Linked DNA regions of Homo sapiens: region 2 is linked to region 1. The links are chromatin loops, found by intact Hi-C in ENCODE. Cell type or tissue: PC-3. All regions are shown on one strand. Each heading gives the region's core, and the rest is flanking DNA. Links, peaks and the distances in the headings are about the cores only.

Region 1 (2,829 bases), core at 164-2,663:
GACTCCAATCTCTCACCATAAACAAAAAATTAACAAAAAGTTGAATTAAAGTCTTAAATGTAAGACCTGAAACTATAAAAATTTCAGAAGAAAACCTAGGAAAAACTCTTCTGCACATTGTCCTAGGCAAATGTTCATAACTAAGACCTCAAAAGCAAATGCAACAATAACAAAAGTAGATCAATGGGACTAAATTAAACTAAAATGTTTCTTCACAGCAAAAGAAATAATCAAGAGAACGAATAGAAAACCTACAGAATGGGATAAAATATTTGCAAAGTATTCATTCAACAAAGGACTAATATCCAGAATCTACAAGCAACTCAAACAACTCAACAAGAAAAACAAACAAACAACAACAACAAAAAACAAAAAGTGGACAAAAAACATAGATATTTTCCAAAAGAACACATACAATTGGCCAAAAAGGCATATTTTTAAAAAGCACAACATCACTAATAATCAGAGAAATGCAAAATAAAACCACAATGAGATGCCATCTTACACCAGCCAGAATGGCTATTATTAAAAAGTCAAAAATTAGTAGATGTTGATGAGGATGCAGAGTAAAGGGAAATCTTACACCAATCAGAATGGCTATCGTTAAAAAGTCAAAAATTAGCAGACGTTGATGAGGATGCAGAGAAAAGGGAATATTTAGACACTGTTAGTAAGAATGTAAATTAGTACAACTTCTGTTGAAACAGTATAGAGATTTTCAAAGAACTAAAAAGAAAACTACAATTCAATTCAGCAATTCCGGTACTAGGTATCTACAAAAAAGAAATCATTATATCAAAAAGATACCTGCACTTATATGTTTATCACAGCAGTATTCACAATAACAAAGTTATGGAATCAACCATCAACCTAAGTGTCTATAAGTGTATATCCACATAAAGAAAATGGACTACTACTTAGGCATAAAAAATGAAATCATGTATTTTGCAGCAACAGGAGCTGGAGACCATTATCTTAAGTGAAATCATTCAGGAACAGAAAGTCAAATACTGCAAGTTCTCATGTTCTCAATTATAAGTGAGAGCTAAATAATATGTACACACGGATATAGGGAGTGGAATAATAGACATTGAAGTCTCAGAAAAGTGGGAGGGTGAGAGAGAGGTAAAGTATAAGAAGTTAACTAATGGATACAATGTACAGTATTGGGGTGGTGGTTACATTGAAAGCCCAGACTTTATCACTATGCAAAAACTCACATAACAAAAATGCAGGTGTACCCCCTATATCTATTTTTAAAAGTGAATAGTCTCCTTTAACATATTTTTGCTTTACACAATCTACTTACTAAACTACACATTTCTGTTCCTCTCAGTGTATTTCTACTGTGTCATATTTCTCATCTAAGCACAATAGTACAACTGCTTCCTACAAACCATATATGTACATTGCTTATTAGCAAGTTGAAGTGAGTTTCTTTCCAGATTCTAGGATTTTAGAAACAAAAAGCTAGTGTCCTTAGAGGGGTGGGAAGGAATTCATACACAGTGATGTGTTTATGAGATTCTTATGTGTTTATGAATATAAAACAGTAAGAAAGTTTTCAGTAAGTCCCAGAAATCAACCTATAATTAGTTATGACACATATAGGAGGGGCTGGATACATCTTTAAAAACTCAGTAAGCAAGTATTTAATGACGTTGGCTTAAGCCTATAAAACTTTCCAAAGCATTGCTCATCTAACAAGATCAGTGCCACAGAATGAGTTAGATTTTATTGGGTGAGCTAACAGTTTCCCGTGAAATGAGAACTTAAGGACTGTGCTTATTAAGTCAAACTATTCATATAATAAAGTAATTTAGGTAATTGCCATTGTTACTCTGAACTGAGATTTGTGAGATTCTCTCTACTACTACCATTTTCGTTGCTCAGCAAATGACCTCATATACTTTTGTAGCAACAAAGTTGAGAGTTAATTTTCTTTATTTCTCACTACTAGTTTTTTGGCATCCACTCCTGTACCCTTACTCCATTCCTGAATATCAGCACATCTCTGACTGCTATGTATTTCCTATTCACATTTCATCCTTTTAGAGATTTTTAGATTAAAATGTCGTCTTGGTTGTATTCTTTTTTTAACAATTTAATTCACAAATTATATTTCCCCAAGTGTTTAAAATTGTTTATATATCCACATATATATATCCACATATACATATACACATATATATATACATATATACATATATATATACATATATAATTTTTAATATTAGAACATGCCTTCCCCTAGTGGAAAAGCATGAGTTTCTAAAGCAGCAGAGATACATGGACTGAACCTAGTTCACATGTTTTCTGTTCTATCTTTGCTGCTATGGTTTTTGTCTTAATGGGGCACTTAGTTTACAGGTCACCACATTTCTTATAATTTCTAATATCCTATCACCAGGTACTTTACACCAGACTGGACTCCAGACATCTGATTTTTGAAAAAACTTTACTATAGAGGCTAAAGTTGTTAACCATTAAATATAACAAATCTCCAATAACATTCCAATGTAAATTTGGCTATAATTTAAGTTCTTGATCCCACATCCCATTTATTAGCACTAAATATGTGTCACTCATTGCCTTACAGATTGAGGATACAAAAAATAAAAGACTAAGAATACTCCTACTCTAAAGATACCCCTACCCAAAAGAGATAAAGAAAAAATAAAAGGTAAAAGTTATTAGTTCTTTGGGAAAAATAGAACTATTTATAAAATGTTTGTCACTAGCCAAGCATTCATAACAAGATTGGTAGTTATGAAATATCTATGTTGGTACATTAAAAAAAAAAGATGAACTCAAATCAATTACCAAGCT
Region 2 (2,829 bases), core at 229-2,728, 66 kb before region 1:
CCCACACTCTGAAGAGCAAGGGTCTGCAAAATCAGGGGGCAGATGAGGATATGAGGAAGCTGTCCTAGTGGTTAGAGATAAACTATGTTCTGCACTTTTATCTAGAGGAGTCAGGCTCTTGCTCAATGTCCTTAAATTGTTGAAACTACTATTAATTCATTATTACATCTAGGCAGAATACTTTCTTAAAGAAGAGACTAATATTTTTAAGAAGATATGCATCTGTACTTTTTTGAAAATCTCTTATAATCACCGCTCCCTGTCCTCTTTTTTTCTGGTTCCATTTGGGTTTGACAACACAAGGTTGTGGTTAGAAGCAGGATAATTTGGGTTTGAATCTCAGTCCTTCTTCATGAACTACAAGATTACATAGTTTACTTACCTTGTGTGAGTTTAGTTCCCTCATTTGTAGTATGGGGGTGATAATGGTATTAGGCTTATAAGACTGTGGAGAGGATCAATTGAAACAAGGCACATAAAACATGCTATGGCACTTGGCATGGTACATGTGTTCCCTGAACCTGGGCTAATTATTGTTACAGCTCTATCTCTGCCCATGTGCTGTGCCTTAGTGTCACACTGCCCGTTCCTGTAATGGAACACTTGTGTTCTCATCTGGAACCTCGCATGATTATTTCCATTATCAGCTCACACCCAGAGCCCCCTCTAAATGTCCTTGCTTTTACGTTTGTGTTCATGTTTGTCTTTCAACCAGCACAGGATTTTCACACAATAGTGAAGACATTTATAAATCAGGGATTTCTAGACTTTGCATGTTTGTTTTCCTACTACAATAGAATAATTGTGAGCTCTATATTTTGAAGAGAGAAAAAGAAAGGATACAATTTTCTTTGATATTTTTCTTTGTGTTCTGTGGTAATACAGGATTGTTCCTCTCCATCTCTCTTTGGAGAAGATTTCATTTTTGTTTTTGTTATTTTGTGTAAAGCAGAGACATAGACTAAATAATGAAATAGTGTTAGGCTATAATAGACAGCCAATATTAACACAAATGTCTGTATTTTAGAAGCTGCTTTACTTTTTGAAACTGGAAAAACCTGAAACTCTTTCTTTCCAGCTCCAGAGAGAGCCATCCTGATGGAACCTACTGACCAGGGGGACACAAAAGAAAAGAGGGAGGAGATGAAAGAAGGTGAGGGTCTCTATTGCCAGCAGAACTGGACTGTGTGTTTAACTGGAAAGCTGATGGAGAATGTAGTTAGGCACAGCTCTCTGGACCCTTCTAGTGAAATAAAGAACTAGTTAAATAAGGCAAGACAGAAGAATGAGGCTGCCATCTAGATGTAGTAACAGGTAATGTTCCAGGGCACAAGGGAGCCAAAGGAAGAGAGTTTCTTCACTTTTTATTCTCTGCAGTCTTCATACATAATAATGATCTCATTCCTCTATATTAGTCAAGATCTTCCCATTATAAGTGACGAATTATAACCAGATTAAACCAAAAAGTAAAATAATTTATTGACTGATTGATATGGTTTGGATTTGTGTCCCCGCCCAAATCTCATGTAGAATTGTAATCCCCAGTGCCAGTTGGAGGTGGGTCCTGGTGGGAGGTGATGGGATCATGTGGGTGGTTTCTCATGGTGTAACGCAATCCACCTTGGTGCTGTCGTCACGATGGTGAGTCCTCATGAGATCTGGTTGTTTCAAGGTGTGTGGCACCTCACCTCTCTCTCTCTCTTCTCCTGCTCCCACCACGTGAGGCACCTCTCTCCCCCTTTGCCTTTTGCCATGATTGGAAACTTCCTGAGGCCTCCCCAGAAGCAGAAGCCCCTATGCTTCCTGCACAGCCTGCAGAACCGTGAGCCAATTAAACTTCTTTTCTTTATAAATTATGCAGTCTCAGGTATTTTTTTTATAGCAGTGAAAGAACGGAGTAATACAATGATATAATTGGAATAGGATGAGATGGAGTGAGCATTAGGTATGCTGGAACTAGGGGATCAAATGATATCAACTCACTCTCTTCTGCTCAAAAACATACGTAATCCCCAAAAATGCTTGGCTCTTCTTCTTCCTTTTATTAACATGTGGCCACTATTCTATCCTAATGAATATGGGCTTTACCCAGGAAATGAGTTAAAAGGCCACAGCTATGTGTATATGTGTATGTGTGTTGGGGGAGGGGGGAGGGGTTGGAGGTCTTAGTTTACCTTTTCTGCTCCAATACCTATCCACTGATGACTTCTAAACTTTTTGTCAGCACCATCCTAATTCTGATTCCCAGATCTAGATATTTAGAGGGCAATTTGGCCTAGATGTCTAATAAGTCATTCAACTACAAAGCAGTCAAAATAGAAGTTGCTATTCTTCTTATGTTTTATCCTTAGTTATTTGTGTTTCTCTTCCATGTTGATGATGATACTATCTTTAAATTCCCCTTGGATCTTCATCAGAGATCAGAATTTATAAGTTGATTGATACATATTCATTAAATATATGTTGAACATGCAAAGTGGAGATGCATCATGTGTAACATAATTTTGTTGTGAGGATTAAATGAAATAACATGAAAAACATTCAGTAAAATGCTTGACATGCATAATTTCACAACCAATGAATGAAGAGGATACAAAAGATATTTTTAAACTTGTGTCTTTTATCCTATAGTTTCTTAAGTGAATTCATAACAAGGAAGAATATGATATTTTTAACACCCAGGGAAAGTCACCTTACCACCAAAACATCCTTTAGTACACTTCAGGTTGTGCCTTGAAGTGTTTGTTTGCATTTGTTAATATAAATGAGAGAAGAGAAGAAAACTTCTCCCACCTCAGGTAAGCCCGTAAATGCAGCTGTCTCTACTGC

What was found. Peaks named below come from ENCODE experiments on the same cell type or tissue, not always from the same donor. Only the 100,000 strongest peaks of a DNase experiment are listed, where the experiment ranks them.
Region 2: it touches region 1 in a loop (2.1-fold over the local background); 2 of 110 quality-filtered maps call a loop at or near these places.

What each region holds. Positions count from the first base shown.
Region 1 is chr5:148,223,147-148,225,975 of GRCh38, reverse strand. No RefSeq gene overlaps it. Among named protein-coding and RNA genes, the nearest start is that of MARCOL, 14 kb to the left of the region's middle. RefSeq lists an enhancer at 1,420-1,993. In PC-3, for the core only: no CTCF peak of the experiment used is centred there; a DNase peak (open chromatin) is centred at 1,665; H3K4me3 peaks cover 453 bases; H3K27ac peaks cover 2,194 bases.
Region 2 is chr5:148,289,245-148,292,073 of GRCh38, reverse strand. It overlaps FBXO38-DT (FBXO38 divergent transcript), which reads left to right. Exons shown (of 5, transcript NR_105057.1): 4 at 1,079-1,822. Among named protein-coding and RNA genes, the nearest start is that of SPINK7, 22 kb to the left of the region's middle. In PC-3, for the core only: a CTCF peak has its summit at 1,286; a DNase peak (open chromatin) is centred at 1,303.